2 separate regions of the Homo sapiens genome follow, and region 2 is linked to region 1. Evidence: read pairs that join two places in POLR2A ChIA-PET (ENCODE). Cell type or tissue: CD4-positive, alpha-beta T cell. All regions are shown on one strand. Links, peaks and the distances in the headings refer to the core of each region. The heading gives the core; the rest is flanking DNA. Region 1 has its middle 7.1 kb from the start of LINC01550. Region 2 holds the start of LOC105370651 (a long non-coding RNA gene).

Evidence for each region. Peaks named below come from ENCODE experiments on the same cell type or tissue, not always from the same donor. Only the 100,000 strongest peaks of a DNase experiment are listed, where the experiment ranks them.
Region 2: POLR2A ChIA-PET joins it to region 1 with 7 read pairs; 5 of 35 experiments call an interaction of 5 or more read pairs at or near these places.

The regions. Positions count from the first base shown.
Region 1 is chr14:97,980,286-97,990,111 of GRCh38, reverse strand. No RefSeq gene overlaps it. Among named protein-coding and RNA genes, the nearest start is that of LINC01550, 7.1 kb to the right of the region's middle. In CD4-positive, alpha-beta T cell, for the core only: no CTCF peak of the experiment used is centred there; no DNase peak of the experiment used is centred there.
Region 2 is chr14:97,698,382-97,708,207 of GRCh38, reverse strand. It overlaps LOC105370651 (a long non-coding RNA gene), which reads right to left and starts at 2,073. Exons shown (of 5, transcript XR_944186.4): 1 at 1,908-2,073; 2 at 233-415. In CD4-positive, alpha-beta T cell, for the core only: no CTCF peak of the experiment used is centred there; DNase peaks (open chromatin) are centred at 2,017 and 5,047; H3K4me3 peaks cover 595 bases; H3K27ac peaks cover 4,453 bases.

The DNA.
Region 1 (9,826 bases), core at 628-8,627:
GAATCGCTTGAACCTGGTAGAAGGAGGTTGCAGGGAGTCAAGATCACACCGCCGCACTCCAGCCTGGGCAACAGAGCAAGACTCCATCTCAAAAAAAAAATACATATATATATATACATCTATATATATATATATACATATATATAGATGTATATATATATATTTCCTGTTGAATGAATAAATGATCTAGGCTCAGGGAGGACCCTAGAAGCCAACTTATTGCAAGGGAGTGATGCTATCCAGTGGCATTTTAAAGACCGCCTCTTGAGGGCCATTCTGGACAGCCTATAGCAGCAACTCAATATTTCAAGAGCACCAGTTCTCAAGAAAGCCAATTAGACTTCCCTTTGAACTTGGCTCAATTTCGCCTCCAGGCACTTTCACAGCAAAGGGTCAGGCTTCTGACCTCTGAAACATATAATCACTCCTTCTGCCAGTGCCTTCTTTGACTGTACAATTTGAACTTTAGCTAAAAAAGGAATTAGAAAAAGTGGAAAATACCACACACATTAAAACACCAACTAATTATGCCTTCTTCCATCTTCTTCTGTCTACAAACATCAAAGAGATGCTTATGGCTGTCAACGATTGATATGGAAAGAAGACTGGCTTGTTATTTCAGATGTCTTATTTGGTTCAGGCTAAGGCATCAGGAATGGCAGAGATATTTAGCCAAGGACGTGTGAAGAGGGTACCCAGAGAGAGAAGGACATAGGTAGCCTCAAGGATTCATGCTTGATGACTCTTAGGAGTCAAGATCAGAATGAAATTCTTTAGGAATTTCTCTACTCTAGCCGCTTGTGTGGGGGACTCTGAGAAATAACTGATATTTCTATTAGTGAAAGGGGAGGAAAGCATCAGTGTTATTTTTGAGTGTAAATTTTGGAGATTCTAAGGAAAAATTTGTTCTGTAATATTTTAAGAAGCTCTGTTTTTGCAGAATAGGTAGTAAACATTGCTGTCGATGAAAAATCGTCAATTACTGCATTCTAATCTCAGTGCCTGTGATTAGACTGACTCACACCTTACCGGACAGAGTATTGAGACTTACCATAGGGTATGTGACCACTCCACTTAGTGTAGTGTTGGCTTTTCCTCAGCGTGAATTATTCCGAGGCACTGGACAGATGTAAGTGCTGAGTCTTCATGAGATAGATAGTGACAGTCAAACATTTTATAATTTAGAGAGACAACTAGCCTGGGATTACATTCAAGTGGACACATTCAGTGATTCTTTTTTCCCTGAAAGATGCTCAGCGGCCGGGCGCGGTGGCTCACGCCTGTAATCCCAGCACTTTGGGAGGCCGAGGCGGGCGGATCACGAGGTCAGGAGATCGAGACCACGGTGAAACCCCGTCTCTACTAAAAATACAAAAAATTAGCCGGGCGCAGTGGCGGGCGCCTGTAGTCCCAGCTACTCGGGAGGCTGAGGCAGGAGAATGGCGTGAACCTCGGAGCCGGAGCTTGCAGTGAGCGGAGATCGCGCCACAGCACTCCCGCCTGGGCGACAGAACGAGACTCCGTCTCAAAAAAAAAAAAAAAAAAAAAAAAAATATGCTCAGCAACTTGAGATGGCAGCAAAACAGATATGAATGCTCATGGGTCACAGTTGGATTCTTTGTGTTCGGGCAAGTAAGTGTGTTTTTGGTGTCTTCTTTAAAGATAAAACTATATAAGTCTCCTTTTGCCTCCTTTACATTCTGTACAGTGTTTTCTGAACAATTCCGTATTTCCAAAATTCAAAATGATTGTAAAAAAATCTATGCTAAAAAAACCAAAATTTTTCAATAAAGGCAGGAACTACAGGGAATATTATTATGAAGCCAGGGAGACAAGCATGTACAGTACTCAATCTTGACTTTATTTAAAATTTTGATGTTTCCTTTGTCTAGATGTTCATTATTAATTTTGATTTTTTAAATATTGTATTAAAATGCATTGACTTTGGCTAAGGAGTCTTTTGTCACCCCTTATATCCTGCTTCTTTGGAGGGTACATCTCCTGAGTCCCCACCTGCTAGATATGTCTTTTCATGTGACTTTACTCAGAGGAGCAAATTGGGATGTACTAGAAGCCCGTTGTTTTTCTACTCGAGCTCAAGGTCATTTGCTGCGTCAGTTAAAAGAACTTTGTGGATCAGAGACGTCTGCCAATCAGATCCTTGGGGCTCTGGCTTGAGTTCCGCCACCCTTCCAGTGTGGGGGTCTCACCTCCACGTAGGAAGGAGGTTTTTCCATTTGGGCTGTTGATGAGATGTGGAAGGTGTGTACCTAGAATCCTCTGGGGGCCTTGCTTGCCTCAAAGAACAATCTGGCAGTTGCTGGCACTGGCTTGCAAAGGTATTTTTGTTATCAGTTAATCCAGAAATTTGTTTTCTATTTACTAAATGCCCAGCTATTTACAATAAGGAGATAGAGAACTGAAGGAGATCCCATGCGCTGGACAGAAACATGGAGGACCAGAAGGAGTGGGCTATTGATGGAGCCTGGCCATGATTTCGCCATCCGAATTTCCTCTTCCATTTTCCTTTTCAAGGTGAAAGGGAGGTGCTCTTAGATCAGGGCTCTGCAAACTACAGCCTGTGTGGCAAATTCAGCCATCTCCTCTTTTTGTATGGCCCTGGAGCTAAGAATAAACTTAAAAAAAAAAAAGCAAAGGAAGAATAATATTTCATGACACATGGCAGAAACTATGTGAAATTCAAATTTCATTGTCCATAAATTAAGTTTTATTGGAACACAGGCATGGTCATTCATTTGCATATTGTCTATGACTATTGATGCTCTACAGCAGTAAGATTTAGTAGCTATGATGAAGACTGTTTAAGGCCCACAAAGCCTGAAATACTCACTATCTGCCCCATTACAAAAAAGAAAAGAGGAAAAAGTTGTTGACATCTGGCCAAAATTATTCTGAATCTTGTTTCAGCTTCAAAATATAGAATCCAACACTATTTGTTGGCATCCATGTCGGGGACCCATTACTCATGCACTTCCTCAGTCTTCCCCAGTTGGCCATGCCTTTGGGGAAACATTTCAGGGGTCTCTCTTTCTTAATTGTTAAACAGAGGTAAAGTAACATCCATTTTGCTAAACTATAAAAATAAAAACAAAACAAACAACTCAGCAAGATTTTCTACTGTAAAGGACAGTAAATGATAAAAACATGATTGATTAATTGAGAGACTAATTGATTCTTATCTTTTCTACTTCTAAGAGGAAGCCAATATAGCTGGTAGAAATACATATGCAACACGTATAAAATTAAAACAGCAAGAAAATGGCTAAATATATCCCCTTGTGTATGTTTATGTTTATGCATCCAAGCAGAAAACTCTCTAGCAGTTTGTTATCAAATGAATAGTTCAGCCCACACATATTTATTAACTGCTTATTATGTTTAAAGCACAGCTCCATTCCCTAAATGCATACAAGGAAGGTGGAAGACACTCTCTGTCCTCAGGAAGCTTACCGCACTGATAGAAAGGTCAGATTTAATTGCCAAAAAAATTAGGGATCCACCAGATGGTCATATGTCTTGAAGGTGACTATTTGACTGGAGGCCAATGGTCTGGGATCCAGAGTACAGCCACCAGCATAGAGCACTGTGACTTTGGGCAAGCCATTCCCTCCTCCAAGCCTCAGTTTCAGCACATATGAAACGGTGGTAATGATGATGGTTTGAGTAGATGGTGTCTAATACATTAACATGAGCAACATAGAGTATTAACTACATAAGCTATGAAAAATTTGATAAGCTAGAACAGTGAGCACTGTTCTCTACACAAGGACCATGGAGATGAGTGAGCTCTAGTCAGGGACCTCAAGGAGAAAATGTCTCCTAAGGGGAATAGTGACACAGATGGACAATTACAGTTCCAAGGAGCAAATGCACCAACAAATAAACAAACAGAGGGGACTGTGGGCCCTCAGAGAAGAGACAACTGCAGAAGTGGCTAGGAGAGCTTCTGAATAAGGCAGCATCTGATATCTAACCCAAAGTTTAAAATAAGGGACACATAGACGAATAAACTTTTTTTATTTTTTTGGCAGAGGGTAATGATTTGAACAAATGCAAAGCAAGGAACCAACAATAACAAAACACAAAGGTAAAGAGATAAAATACAGCATAGTCTATGTGAGGAGGTGTTCATTCATTCCTTCATTCCTTCACTCATTCATTGGAGATCACAGTGAGCCAGGCCTGGTCCCAGGCTCTGGGGGCACTGTGAAGTTCCTGATCTCTGTGAGCTCATATCCTAGTAAAGAAGACAGCCAATAAACAAATGGCATAATTTCAAGTACAAATAACTGTTGAGGAGAAAACTAAAGTATGTGATGGGGCAGAGTGTGGTCTGCTGTTTTAGATAAATGGCCAGAAATAAATGGCCTCTTCAGAGAGGTGAATTGTTATATATGAATTCTAACTCCAAAATAACAATATACAGCAAACACCAGTTGCTGAAAGACAGAGGGAGAAGAAAGGAGTGGTCAGTGGAGAAGATCACAAAGGGTGTTGGTCCTGGAGTTGACTGGATGCCCATTAGTGATGTTCCATGGTTGGTTTTGAATGTTGACAGCAGGGCTGGAGTAGCTGCCTGGAAGATGGAGGAAGGATTGTGTTTCAATAGTCCAGGAAGGCCATGCGGATCTCTGAACAGGAAAGGGGGAGGATGATGGGCAACAAGACAGACATACACTGTTCCTTAGATGGCGAATCATCCCCTTGAGGTGGGATAATAGTAGAACTGGTCGTCAAGGGCAGACTCACAAAAAAAGTTAAAAGCAAGACCCAGGGGTATGAGATAGGCAGTGAGCCTGGCAAAATAGCTTGTGTCAGACAGAGCTTGAGCTAAGTATACATGAATTATAGAATCAAACCTGATGCTCCAAAGACAGTAATTGTCCCAAGGACATGATCATTTTTGTTTCTTTGACAGGATGTAGTAGGAGTTTTTGCACAATCTTTTGGGGTCAGCTAACCTTGGCAAATCGTGCGGTCACCACCTGCTCTGGCTCACAAAGGCCAAAAACGGCAGAGGTGATGCTGGAAATGTTGATAGTCACCAGACATCTTCAAGTACGGGTGAAGCCCTTCAGGGTTTTGCCACCTAAGCTTCTCATTTCCTAGGAATTCAATTCAAAAGCATTTACTGAGCACCTACTGAATACCACTGGCTATGCCTCAGATATTTGAATGACTAAGATGGTGGTCTATGGATAGCCATTGGATTCATTAATGGATTGATTGCCCAGTCAATTTTTCTATAATATACTTTTATACATATCATCCACTTGTCTGCTTTACAAACTGTGTAGGTTTTCCATCAGTTAGAAACACAGATTACCATTTATCTAGGTGCCCACAAGAAAGCATAATCTCAGATCTTCTACTTTCCAACAAAACCCATCTTTAGAGAAATGATAAGACTGCGGGAGGCACCTGTTATTTATCCACTCATATAAGTTGCTGTGCTGAGTTAAGTTCTTTTATCGAGTTAGATCCCTGGAAAGATATAGACTTCAACCATTTTTTGTAGCCCCTTGACAAACCACCTACTTGGAAGTAATGTTTTGTTACATCTTTGAGTTTTATTGAGAGTCATTATGGAAAACAATCCTATGAAATTAGGTATGCATTTATTCTAAAAGCAAGTGTTTTGGACTTTATCCATGATGCTAACTAGATCTTCCAGAGGATTTGTTTTGTGTCCTCTTTCTTAAGAACAAAACAAAAATAAAAGCAAACATTTGCAATTGACCATATTTTCCCTTTGCTTTGGCTGCCAGGGAGCTCAAGAGCAAATTGGGGTGCAGATAGAGTAAGTACAAAAAACCTGGTGGTTAGCTGATGCTACATGCTCTCCTGTTTATGTATTGAACTTCTATTCCTGGCCATTAGCTGTTTAAATGTATTGTATGTGAGTTCCTTAAACAGTTTCCCAAAAGGAAGTCCAAGGAGATGAACTCTGTTTAAAATGAAAATAAATAAAGTCAGTATTTTCTTGTCTTCTTTGCAATTTCTGCACAGGTGGTAATCCAATCTCTTGAGCTAGAGTTTAAATTCTGGAGAGGAGCAGCAAGACTTTATATTTTATTCCTTCTCCCTGCATTTTCTAGGATAATGCTGAGCATGTAGAAGGAACAAAAAGAACGTGGTATTACTAATTGCTGTTCATTTAACAGACGTCTTGATGGCAAGATGCTTTCGATGTATTTCCAGTGGGTATTTCCCATCCTTGACCCTCATTCCTCAGATGGAAACAAGACCCCCATAGAATCGATCTTCCTTCCCCTCTGTTTGGGCAAAAAGAATGAGGCTTTTGGGATGCAGGCATCTTGCTTGTTTCAATGTTGGTTCCTGTGGCTGGTATAGTGCCTGGCGCAGAGTAGGAACTCAATAAATGTTGTTTGTTAAATGCTTTATTCTGGCTAAAGGTGCACACAATAGATAACATTACCGTCTTCTACTAATGTTAGAGAGGATCTATTTTTGATCCTGAAGTTCATTTAGGGCCTTTCCCTTGTTATTTTTTTTTTCTTTCCCCCTGCTTTTCTCTTGTTTTATCCCTTGGCCTAGAAGGGATAAGACAAATTAATTTCAGTCATTATTGTATATATGACTGTCTTCCTTGGATACCCAGTCACTGCCCATGTCTACAGCTTGCTTGTGCTTTTAGATGGTGTCCAGAGGGCAGGACTGCAGCAAAGTTTCCGGCTGCTATAGCACCAGTGGGGGAAATGAAAATAGCTTGCTCTGGAAATGACAGCGAGTTTCTTGGCAAATCCCTTTGGTACAGTTTTAAAGTCTGCACTAAGAAGACCTAGACACCCTAGAATTTTGTTGCTCGGCATTCATTTTGCCCCAACTTCAAGACCAGCCTGGAGAAAAAAAAATGGGATAGTGATGTGTCACCAAGATGGCTGAGCCCTCCCACCCCCTGCCAGAAAACAAGCTCTCTGTTAGATATTGATAGCTAGACCATCGCTATGAGGCCTGCAACGTTCCTGTGAGAACTATGTCATTTTCATAGGTGAAAAGTTCAGAGAAATTAGTGACTTGCCCAAGATTTTATGCATGTTTTTGGAAGAGCTGACATTAAAACCCCCATATCTGCTTAATTTCAAATTACACGATCTTCTCTGCACACCATAAAATGGGCACAGATTTTCTCCTGTGGCCTCCCAGCCCCTTGAACTTCTGCAGAACACCCACCCTTCCTTATACCATTGCTCTTACTTGACACGTCCTACCTTGGTGGTAGGAAAGCAGATAAACAGTAGATTCACTTATCTATACTCTATCTGTCTATACCTCTTTACAACCCCACCATTCCATCTTCATCACTGGAGTGATACTAACACAGGGGGTGTCCGTTCTGCTACAACATTCAACATTTGGCCATATCTTCATTGGGCATTTCCCATCCTTGGCTTTCATTTCCACAGATGAGGAATGAACCAGGATTGCAAGGAATAGAGTTATACAAAATATTACATTTGCCCATAAGGGTTTTATTACCTGTTAGGTTGAACTGTATGGAATTGCCAACTCTTGATTATTTCTGACAGTTCCATAAGATTCAAGCTAATAGTAAAGCAAGAAGAGAGTAATCATTTAGTGGGTGCACACTGTAAATTATAGGCCCTGTGTTGGCTGATTTCCACGCATCCAGTAGTTTACTGTTCACGGCAGCACCACAAGCAACCCCACTAAAGACCTGAGATTCAGGAGATCATGTCGTTGCCCAGGGCCACATTTTTGGGAAGCATCAGAGATATTATTAAACTCCTAGCTCCTTCACTCTGAAACCTGTATCCACATCACAATTTCAGCAGTGCTAGGACCCTGTCTTTAGAATTTTGGGGGTTCTGAGTGGAATTCATTGGTGCTGATATCGCAGGCCCTAGGAAGTTGGTGTTTGCTGGTATCGTTGTAGATACTGACAATCCAGGGTGATAGTCAAGCTATTTTAAAGCTATTAAGTTTAGGGCACTACCAAGCAAAACTGACACTTGACCAGTCAGAATGGCTGCTGGCTGTCAACCATTAGAGATGCCTTAAAGGGAATTAGCATTCTGCTGATAAAGAAGGTATGGTGGTTGCTGCTATTCTAGTTTTCTGTATGCTGTTGTTTGCAGGGTACTCAATAGTTTGGATTATTTGTCAGCTAAAACTCATTCCCCTCTTCCCCAATACTACCGTGCAGAATTTCCTTCCCTACTTCCTGAGGTTGGGCTTGGCCATGTGGCTTCACCTAACCACTGGAGTGCCTGTGGACATGATGCAATCAGAGACCTTAGATGTGCTTGCTCTTCTCTGCATTTAGGCTATAACATGTCTGAGGTAGCTGTCACCCCTTAAGCTGGGATCCCAGAACAAATACACATTGAGTGGATGAGAACCCAATCTATAGCTTAAAACCATGCTCAGGAGACATGCAGTCTGCAGCAGAGCTGATCAGCTGAGACAAGTCTAGCTCAACAGAACCACAGTAAACCTAGAAACCAATGAGCGTGAGAAGAAATACTTAGTCTTTCAAGCATCTGAGCTGGGATGATTTGTTATACAGCATTATTGTTGCAATTGCTGACTCAGGCAGGATTGTGAAGCTCAGGGTATGGCCTTTGAAACTGCATAATTCCAATCTTTGGCTCCCTCAAGTTTAGTCTCCCCAAGTGTAATGCAGCCACATTTATGTTTTCTTGCAAGACTTTCGCTTTAACCAAGAGTTTCAAACCTGATTGTCATGACCATGCTAAATGCATAATGGTATCAACAACTAGTGCAAAATGCCCTAAACGTAAAGTGATATGAATATTTATACACAGTTCTCTGGAAGTGCGCATGTTTGTTTCCTCTGGACCCCATGGAAGATATTATTACAGACGGTCACACTCCTTATGAGCTTCATTGACTCATGTCAGCATTGGTGATAAACAGATGCAAACGGCAGTATAGAGAACATTTGGGATGCAAAGCTCTAAGCCAGTGTTTCAGGCAACACTCTCTGGGTGGTTTTAACAAATAATAACATCAAATAATAAATAATGGTATCAACTACCACTATGGCTGTTGCATTTTTTGAGTGCCTCCCTTGGCCGGGAACTGTGTATATATTACTCTAACCTATTACTCACAATCACACTCTAGGGAAAGCATTTTTAACCCCTGTTTTTCAAAAGTGGAAAATAAGACTCAGAGTGGTTAATAGATTTATACAAGGCCACACAGCTAGTGGGTGGCGGAGTGAGCAGAATTTCCATCTGACTCCATCTCCTTCCAAAAGTACAAAATGCACAAAAGTACGAAAATGCTTTTATTATGGATTGAAAATTTCTATCCCTCCAAATATATATCCTGAGGCTCTAAACCCCAGTATGGCCATATTTGGAAATGGGGGCTCGAAGGAAGTAAGACTTACTGAGGTCATAAAAGTAGAGTCCTGATATGATAGAATGAGTGTCTTTATAAGAGACACCAGAATGCTATTTCCCCAGGCACACACACCAAGGGAGGGCCATGTGGCTGTCTACAAGACAAGAGGTGAGCCCTCAGCAGAAACCAGGCCAGCCAGAAATGATCTTGGACTTGTCAGCCTCCAGAACACTGAGAAAATACATTTCTGGGATTTAAGTCACCCAGTCTGTGGTATTTTGTTATAGCAGCTCAAGCAGACTAATACATGTCAGTCCTGAGTTAATAATATTTCCCAGGAAGTCTCAGAGTACTATTAGGGAATGGCCCTTAAATACATGAAGTGCATGTATTAATTCCCAGCCTACCTCCTTCACCCTACATAAAGTGCAGAAAGGGTCAGGGTGTC
Region 2 (9,826 bases), core at 812-8,811, 280 kb after region 1:
CCTGCCAAAATATTTGTTGAATTACTAATTCAATTATTAATACAGGTTTCATTATTGAGGAATACGTATTCATAATGGTGGCTTTAGTCCTGGAAAAATTCTCTGCTTCCTGTACCCTCAGAGAAGGAAAATGAATTTTCACTGCAGTTCAAATGCTTGCTGGGGTCAAAACACTCTGTTATCTTGAACATATGTCTAATGATATTTGCTTTAATGAAGAGCCACAGCTTACCTCCTTCTCCACAGCACTTGATCTTGCATTTGGGGTGTGGAAGGTCACCCAGCGTGTTCTTGCCCTCGGCTTTGGCTCACCCTGCTGGTGACGAGACCACAGAAGGATAATAAAGAATGGGACCCAGCCTTCCATTAATAGTTTGGCTGGGTTTCCATTGCTGCCCTCTCTCAGCTTGTGGTCCTGCAATGAGTTTCAGTCAAAAGCAAAAGGGAAGTGGTTAGTTTTAAAAGGAGTATCTGCACTTTAACAGCCACTGGAGTCTCTGCAGTTTGCCCATTGAGTTGCAGTGGGGTAGAAACACGGAGCACAGACAGGCACCAGGGCATCGCAGTTACAACGACAAGCTGCAGAGCCAACCCAACTGGGTTCATTTCTGCCTTTTTTCACTTATTAACTTGGTCCATTTTCTTCATCTCTCTGTGTCTCTGTTTACTGTAAAATAGGCATAACAATAGTACCATGCCTACAGGCTCATTCTAGGGCATAAATGAATGACTGAGAGGGTTGACATTGTGCCTGGAACATAGCAGGATGCTCAGGTCTCAGAAGCATGGAGTCATAAACTCACTCCCGAGCTGTCCTTGCGCCATCTTCCGTCATATCCCCGTGTTAATAACCTAAATCTTCATGCCACAGGATTCACTGAAACCCATCCTTCTGCCTTCTCAGACACTCTGGTTGTTTGCCTCTCTCATACCTTGACCTCGAGGATGGAGAGGCTTGACCTTCTCCATCCTTCTTCCCTGATTCTCTTGTGACTTCTCTGTACTACCATGGCCATCTCCCACTCACTTCAATGTTCACACACATGCACACATGCACAGACTGGGCTCTGCTCCTTCCCTCATGGGTCTGCTGTGGTTGCAGATCCCACTGAGGGAGTGGGAAGGGCAGAATGAATTTACAACCCAAAGAGGAAGCACCTCAACCTCAATAGTGACTTAGCACTGTTCTTTCTACCCGGAAACCTCCTGCCCTCACAAAGGTCCCTATGCTCCTCCTCCTTCATTCTCAGCCTACCATGGCCTGGGCAGCTGTGGTCATCTCCCTGTGAAGAGCCAGCTATGCCCTGATGCCAAGCCTCAGCCAGACCCCACGTGGTCCTTAGAGACCTAGGAAGGCAGACTTTCACTTCACTCAGTAGATGTTAAACATCCTAGTGGGAACATTAAGCACTCGAATAATTTCATAGATTCTGGATTTTTCCCAAGGTTACATGTCTTCCCCCATACACAACTTTGGTAGATATTGACCTTATGCAATGCATGTTTAACTGGATCTCCAGTGTGACTTCACCTGGAACAAACACTCTCCACCCAAAAGAAATATATGCTTCCATGTTTCAGATCCCCGAATTTCAGAAATATTGGGGCCCTGCCTCAGAGCACCCCACTACAGCAATATGCTATATATGGAATGTCCTTAGAAAAAGGAGGCTAGGATCAGTTGAGCTCACAGCACTGGTCATAAGCTTCATATAAGCCACTCAATTTATTTAATTCTTCCAACATTGCTGCTGAGCAGACATTTCATTTATTAGGGACTGAGACTGAGCAGGAAGTGATGACCTGAACAGTGAAGCCAGCCTCTGAGGGTTAGAATCCACTTCTGTGGCATTCCAGCCTCCCTGCTTTTTCCCAGACACCTCCCTGCTTTTTCCCAGACACCTCACCTGTCTTCACAACTCCAGGGTTAATGGTTGCTCCATCGTGCCTGGTGTTTGCCCAACCCAATCTCCTCCTAGACCACAGACATGAGTGGAAAGTCCTACTGTACAGGAACTCAATTCTGTCTGAGAGCTCTGGGCTGGTGACAGGAGGCTCATTCTGCTGTACACTGGGCTGTGCACTCTTGGTTAGGGTTTCAACACCAGTGTTTTCACACTATGGTCATGACCTGCTGGAGGTTCATGAAATCAGCTGAGTACAACTGGCGTTTCAAAACAACAAAACAGAATATTATAAAATAGAAAATATCAGATTTAAACACCCACATTTGGAAGGAATGTTGTTTTGGGCAACTTTTGTTTAGTTTATCTGTCACATAGCTAGCTAGCTGTAAATATGTTTGGTAAAACTTCTGTTTCTCATTTTGCCTATATATGTATCTGGCTATTTCTCTATCTGTTTATGTGTCTGTATCTAGTTTGTCTGTCTGTCTATCGTTCCATGCATATATTTGGACTGGATTGTAGTTAAATGCATATCTTACTATGCATTGAGGTTGAAAAAGTTTAAATTCACTTCTCTGAATCTCTCTGAAAGTTTAGGTTTCTTTCTTTCTTTTCTTTCTATAAAAAAGGTTATATAAAGATATAACCTAATGGGTTGTTGTGAGGTTCAAGTGAGATGTATATTAAAGGACTTTGTAAAGTCTGATTTCTCACAAACAGGCTGTTTACTACCAAGAAAAGATTGGCATCGCATGCCACTCAGAGTTCCAGATTTGAACCCCTACTTCTCTGTTCCTCAGAGAAGGCCTCCATTTCCTCATGACTGTCTAATAAACATGGAGCTGCTCTGGGGAGATGCAATTGTGAGGAAATGGATACAAGGCAGAAAACAAATTCCAAGGCTGTTGGAGACCCCAGTGCTAAGGACTGGAGTGAGATCCACTCAATGGGGTAACACTGAGACCCAGGACTGTGGAAATGTAATAAGATGACTCAGCAGAATTCAGGCTGACATCTCCACGGACAAATCATACATTTTCTTATAAGTTGGGCCTTCAGAAGTAATATTCTTTTCAAAAAGTTAATAATAAGCGAGGCTCTTCTATTCTAGCCAGAATCCAGTGTGAATATTTGAAACAAATGACTTTCACAGATATATAGAGGGAAAAAAGAATTCAAAGCTAGCATCTTATCTTGGAGATGAAAAAAGTGGGGGTGGGAGGAGAGAGCCACAGTCACACAATGCCTCTGTGAGAGCAGTTAGATTATAATCCAGGTCTATCCCAGGACTGGAAAAAATACACACTCAGTGGTTCTCACTGGTGATGGATTTATGGGTAACTGATTTTCTTCTTTGTTGTTTCAAATTTCAAAAGGGAATGTAAATTATTTTTACAGTCTGATTTTTTTTAATTTTTCAATAAGTCATTAAAAAATAGAATGCATCAGAGGAGAGTAACCAGGATGAAAGGGGAATTCCAAACTGTTTTACACAAGAAATAGTTAAGAAAATTAGAATGTTTATTATGGAGATGTAAACTCTTACCAGAGTGTAAACAGGAAGAGGCATTCACAATCACTCACTGTCTGCAAAAGGAAAAGATCTCTGAAGGCAAAGGGGCTGGGTTTTTCTTCTTTGTGGCTCCAGGGACAGAATGAAAGAGCCTAAGCAGGTTTCAGAGAGATCTTTTCCATATCTAGAAAGAATTTCTTACAGGTAAAGCTGAACTTAGGAAACCTGGGGATTGTCATCACTGGAGGAGCTTGGCAGAGACTGAAGAACAAATGGCGGTGGAGTTTTCAGAGGGATTTTCATGGGTTAGTGCTTGAAGGAAAAGATCTGAGTGTGTTCTAATTTAGGACACCCTATGAGGATGCAGGAAGCTCTTACAGTGCCCTGTGGCTCCACATCTCTCTTAGATGTGGCTTAAATTATTGTAGCAAACATGTTTCATGTTCCACCATCATCTTCTTAGCCATGGCTTTAGGACATGCTTTTATGGAGGCATCTTCTGGACCTTCCTTCGTAATAGACTCAGTAATGACCCCCAAAGATGCTCCCATTCTAATGACTGGAACCTGTGAATACGTCACCTTACCTGGCAAAAGATAATTTTGCATATGTTATTAGATTAAGGGTCTTGGGATGGGAGATTATCCTGGATTATCTGAATGAGCCCAATGTAATCACAAGGGTCCTTATAAGAGGAAAGCAGGAGGGTCAGAGTCAGAGAAGAAGACGTGACCACAGAAGCAGAGGATGAAGTGATGTACTTTGAAGATAAAGGAAGTGGCCATGAGCCAAGGAATGCAAGCAGCCTCTAGAAGGTAGAAAAGAGAAGGAAACAATCTCTCCTCTAGAGCTTCCAGAAGGAACGCCAGCCTGTTGGCATCCTGATTTGGGGCTTCTAACTTCCAGACTGCAAGATCATAAATTTGTGTTATTTTAAGCTTCTAAGTTCATGCTAACTTGTTACGGCAGCAATGGGAAACAAATCATGGAGCCAATTAAATAAACACAGGGAGGGAAAGAAAGATGATCTAACTTATTGTGAGGACTGATACACCTGGGGCAGACTACACACTTTGCTTTATGTGCTTATCACTTGAACCTTAGATGTGGGTATCAGAAACCCTATTTTATAGGTGAGGAATCTAAAGCTTTATAGACATTAAGTCAGTTGCATAAGAGAATTTTTACAGTCTGAGAAATCAAGCTGGAATCTAGACCAAGAGCTGCCTAGCTTTTCCCACTGAACTTTGCTGCTTCCTAGCAGGTCTGCCAGGCACCAGATCTAATCACTGCTGCCCTGTGCCTTCCCTTTCTATCCACCGTCCGAACTCTAAGCCCTGCAGTTCCAGGAGGCCTGGGCATGGGGAGGTCCTCTCCCCACAGGAGCATGCGCATGGTTGGCTGTGAATATTCAACACCCTGATATTCGGTAAGGCTCCCACTGTGGTCAGAGCCCAGGTGGTAGGGGAGGGGATAACTAATGTGGTTTCAGATGCCGGAGATGTGTTGAAACAAGGCTGGACCAAGAGAGGTCACCTGAACAACCCGATAAAGGGTTGTTGATCTCCGGTCTGAAACCAGAGCTGAGATCGGCTGCTTTTTCTCGTGGGTAAATTTTTAGAAAGATCACTTCCCTTCTGAGATGGAAACTCGACCCATTTCTGCAAATGCCTGTAACTCTATCTTTGCAGCATCATAGAGTGCCCATACTGGGCATGCCGCACAGGTAGTCCTTTCAGTTGTTTTCGTTTTTTAAGTTAGTACTTTCTTGTTCCTGTAAGTTACTTCACTAAACCTCGGTTTTTTTTTTTTTTAATGTGTTAGACTAGAATAACAATACAGAATTCAGGAGGCTGCTTTGAGGGTCACAGGAAAGAAAATTATGCCTGCACAAGCACCTTGAAACTGCAATATGCTGTGCAAATTTCATATACTAATTAATTAATTGATAAGTTCATAGCCTGCATTATTTACAAAAACAACTTGATTTAAAATGAAAATAACAAATTGTAAGTAAGCATACACACACATCTGTTGAAAGGAACAATGATAAAAAAAATAGATAAGATAGAACAAGGAAGAATTAAATGATAAAAGGGCTTACCATGAGGGGAGGTATCTAAATTTGTCATCTATTTACCCCCTGTATCTGAATCACCTGCTGTCTGGCCAAAACGTAGATTCTTAGCCCGTTTCTAGACCTGCTAAATGGCCATAGTTGAGGGCAGATATGCAAACAGCATATTTTAATGTTTCAATTTCCAGACAATTTACACTATGGTTTGAGAAACATTGTCCAAAGTTTTAGAAAATTACTAAAAGAAAACTGCAAATTTAACTTGTGGCCTTCTCAGGGGCCCAAACAATCATAATCAGTTAAATACTCTAAGAGTTTACCAGCTAAGAACAGACTAAATCAGGAAAAGCAGATACTTTTTTTCTCTTTTTGAGACCTGAGAGAAATCCCTCTTAGGAGCAACCTCTGAAAATCAGTTAGACATCAACAAAGTTACTGGCCTGCAGATGGATGCATAGCCAGGGCCACAGCAAATGGCCGGGCAGGCTGGATGCTCTGCATCTTCAGGGGCCTGACTTTGCAGGACTGTGATGAAACTGAGCCACTCAAGTTGCACAGTGTGCAACCTGCGTGCAGATTCACAACAGCCTGTTCGAGATCTGCCAGGAATCTCTCTGTAACGTGATTAAGAAGAAAAGTTACTCAGGAGACCTGGTCACACAGTATGGATCATATGAAGACTTTGGCCACTGTGAGTCATCCCAGAAGCAGCAAATAATCTATGGCAAGCCTTCTGGTCTATGTACCTGGCACCATCAACCTTCAGATGTCCTTAAGTGAGACCTGGGCACCTCTGCAAATATTTCCTTTTCCTTTTTCTCAACACCCCTTTTATATTTAGGTAGGCATTGCCATTGCTTCTGCTACAGTTTCTCTAATATGTCTTAATTTAGTGATGAGTAATTTTTTAAAAGATTTATTAACATATAATTTATTTACCACATAACTCATCTTATTTAAAGCACACAATTCAGTGATTTTTAGTATGTTCACAAGTTTGTGTAATCATTGCCACAATCTAATTTTAGAATGTTTTCCCCTACTAAAAGTAGTACTCCCAAATGTATTAGCCATCAATTCTCATTTCCCCCATTTCTCCACCCTCACCCCAGCCCTACACACCACTGATCTACCTTCTAGCTCTATAAATTTGCCAATTCTGATCATTTCATATAAACAGAATCATGAGATATGTAGCTTCTTTTACTTAGCGTGATGTTTTCAAAGTTCATCCATATCATATCATATTTCATTCCTTTTTATTGCCAAATAATATTCCACTTGGTTGACTATATAACATTTAATATATCCATTTATTAGTTAATGGTTATTTGTGTTGTTTCCATTTGGGGGCTATTATGGGTAATGCTGCTATGAACATTCTCATATAAGCTTTTCTGTGGACATTTGTTTTTACTTTTCTTGGGAATACCTAGGAGTGGAGTTGCAGACTCTTGGTAACTCTATGTTTACCTTTTTGAGGAACTGCCAAACTATGTCCGAAAGTAGCCGTGACATTTTGCATTCACACCAGCAATGTCTGCATACTCTTACCAACAGAGGTTACTGTCTTTTTTATTCTAGCCATCCTAATGGGTGCGAAGTGATACTTATGGTCTTAATTTGCGTTTTCCCAAAGACTAGTAGTGTTGAACAGCTTTTCTGTGCTTATTGGCTATTGATCGATCTCCTTAGGAGAAATTTCTATTTAAATATTCTGCCCACTTTTTTAAACTGGAGTATTAGTCTGCCTTTCTATTGCTGACTTGTAAGAGTTCTTTATATATTGTGGATGTAAGACCCTTGTCAATATTTTCAAGTATCTCTTAGCAAATAGTTTCTCTCATTCTGTGGGTTAATCTTTCACTTTTTTCAATCTTCACTTAGTGGCACAAAAGTTTTCCATTTGAATGAGACCAGTTTATCTTTTTTTTCTTTGCTCACTTGTGCTTTCCATACCATATTGACGGCACTGTTGCCCTGTGTATGGTCATGAAGAACTATGCTTATGTTTTCTTCTAAGCGTTTTATAGTGTTACTCTTGCATTTATGTTTATTTCCATTTTGAGTTAATGTTTGTGTAAAACATGTGACTGAGTCCAACTTCATTCTTTTGCATGCAGATGGCCCATTGTACCAGCACTGTTTGTTAAAAAGAGTATTCTTTCCCCATTGGCTGGTCTTGATGCCAATAATCAATTGACCACAAATGCAAGGGTCCATTTCTGGATTTTCATCTCAGTTCTATGGATCTCTATGCCTACCTTCATGCTGGTGCTTAATAAATTCTTCACATGCCTACTAACTCTGTTTAGACCAAGGGTTGGTGAATTGCAGCCCTGGGAATCCAGAGGCAGATGAGTTCTCTGGGTCTACTTAGGCAAGTAGTAGTCTTTTTCACACCAACAGAAGAGTACCCAGGGAGCAACTTCCAAATTGTGTACATCTTGATGTCTTTCATTTCTTGTTAAAAATACTTAACAAATTTTCCCTTTATCCTGAAGGAAAATCCAAACTTTAGTAGACTTCATAAATCTTCTCATAATATGGTTGTGGATTGCTTCTCCAGGCTTACACCCCAAAGAAGATTGCATAAAGATGGCCGTTCTGCATGGAATGGAATTCTCTGCAGAAGACACACAGAAAACACGGGCACACAGCCAATATATTCTACTTGGAATCCGGGATACTTGCTTTGCCCAGTACAATGTAGCAAAACTTGGTGCTGGACAGATTCTGAGTTCAGACCTCAAAAAAAACATATAGGCTCTGATTTCTCTTTTACAACCCTGATAAGTCAGAAAATAAGAAAGCCTGAGATAAACTGCTGGATGATTGGTTGCCATGTTGAGAAGATAAGAGGCACTGCATCTGACAGCAGCCAGTTTCCAGAAAACCTAGCACCTGTCTTCAGATGCATGAGTGAGGCCCAGCCAAGATCAGCTAAGTCTGGCTTAAATTAGCAGAACTACCCATTCCAAATCTGAGCTCATCTCAGGTTGCTGACCAGCAAAACTGTGATCCAAGTAAGTGGTTTTTGTTTTTTACGTCATTAAGTATCAGGGTGACTTGTTACTCAGCAAAAGCTAACTGATACAATCCTCTTAACCTCACACCATTTTTTTCTCACTGTTAAACTTTTGCACATAGTGTCTTCTTTTCTTAGAAGACCTTTTCCAATCTCCTTATCTTTCTACTCATCTTTTAAGCCTCTTCTCTGAGGAGTCTTTCGTGGTGCCCATACCTGGGTAAATAACCCTTTCCCTGAGCTCCCAAAGCTCCCTAGGTTCCTTCTAGCACTGCCTTGTTACCCTGTGTTTGACCTTCTCATTTACTGGTCATAACTCCTCCCCTGCAGACAGTAGAAAGTACCAGCATGCATAGCTGAACTTCATTACTGCAGGCCAAGTGTCAAGATTCATACTTGAATATCATAGGAAGGTAGATGTAGACATATCACTGAAGCTTGAGAGGTCAGGATAAACAGCCTGGAGGATATTACCTCTGGAGAAATGTCGAAGTTGGTACAACCAAGTGTTTTCCAGGTAAAAAGGCCCATGTGAAGAGCTTCAGGAAGGAGAGAGAGAATGCCATATTTGAGGACTGGAATGCGTTCAGGTTTTTGTCTGATGGGGTAGAGCACAGGTAAAGGCCAGGAGTCATCAGGAGTCACCGGCAGACTAGGATCAGCCACCTGGATCAAGTCAGCCAAACCTCTCCTTCCTTTCAGTTCTGTCTATTTTCTTTATGCTCGTTCTTTGGACAGAATACAGTTGTTTTGAAAACCTCAGTCTGATTCCACTAGGCTAGGAAGAACTAAAAAGTGGATTCAGTTTTCAAGTGGCTTCAGCAAGTTCTTCCTTTCCTGGTATCCAGGCCAGTGGCAAAGATTTTCTTCCCAGATTAACAGCAGGGAGAGGAGAGGTGTGGCCCAGAAGTGTGTAAATAGAGCACTAAGGCTAACAAAACCTGGGGAGCTGACTCTCTGCATTTGCTCCGGTGTCTGGTGGGGCGCAGGCTCCTCTCCAGGTGGTACTAATAAAATGAGGCTGGGATAATGGGATAAAAGCCCAGAAACATAAAAGCTGCCTGGAGGGGAAAGGGAAGAAGCAGTGGGGGGATACTTTCCTCCCAATGTTAACTGTTCCCACATTAATCAGATTCAGGTATCACAAATTGGTCTTGTCTGCTCTTCCAGGAACATTAAGGGAAGCCGCAACTCCAGAGTCATGGGTCTTTAAAGCAGGAACAACCCCTTTAATCAAGTGGCCTAGCCTCTCCTGAGAGAGGCAGAAAATGTAAGGCTCAGAGAGGGGCAGTGCCTTGGGA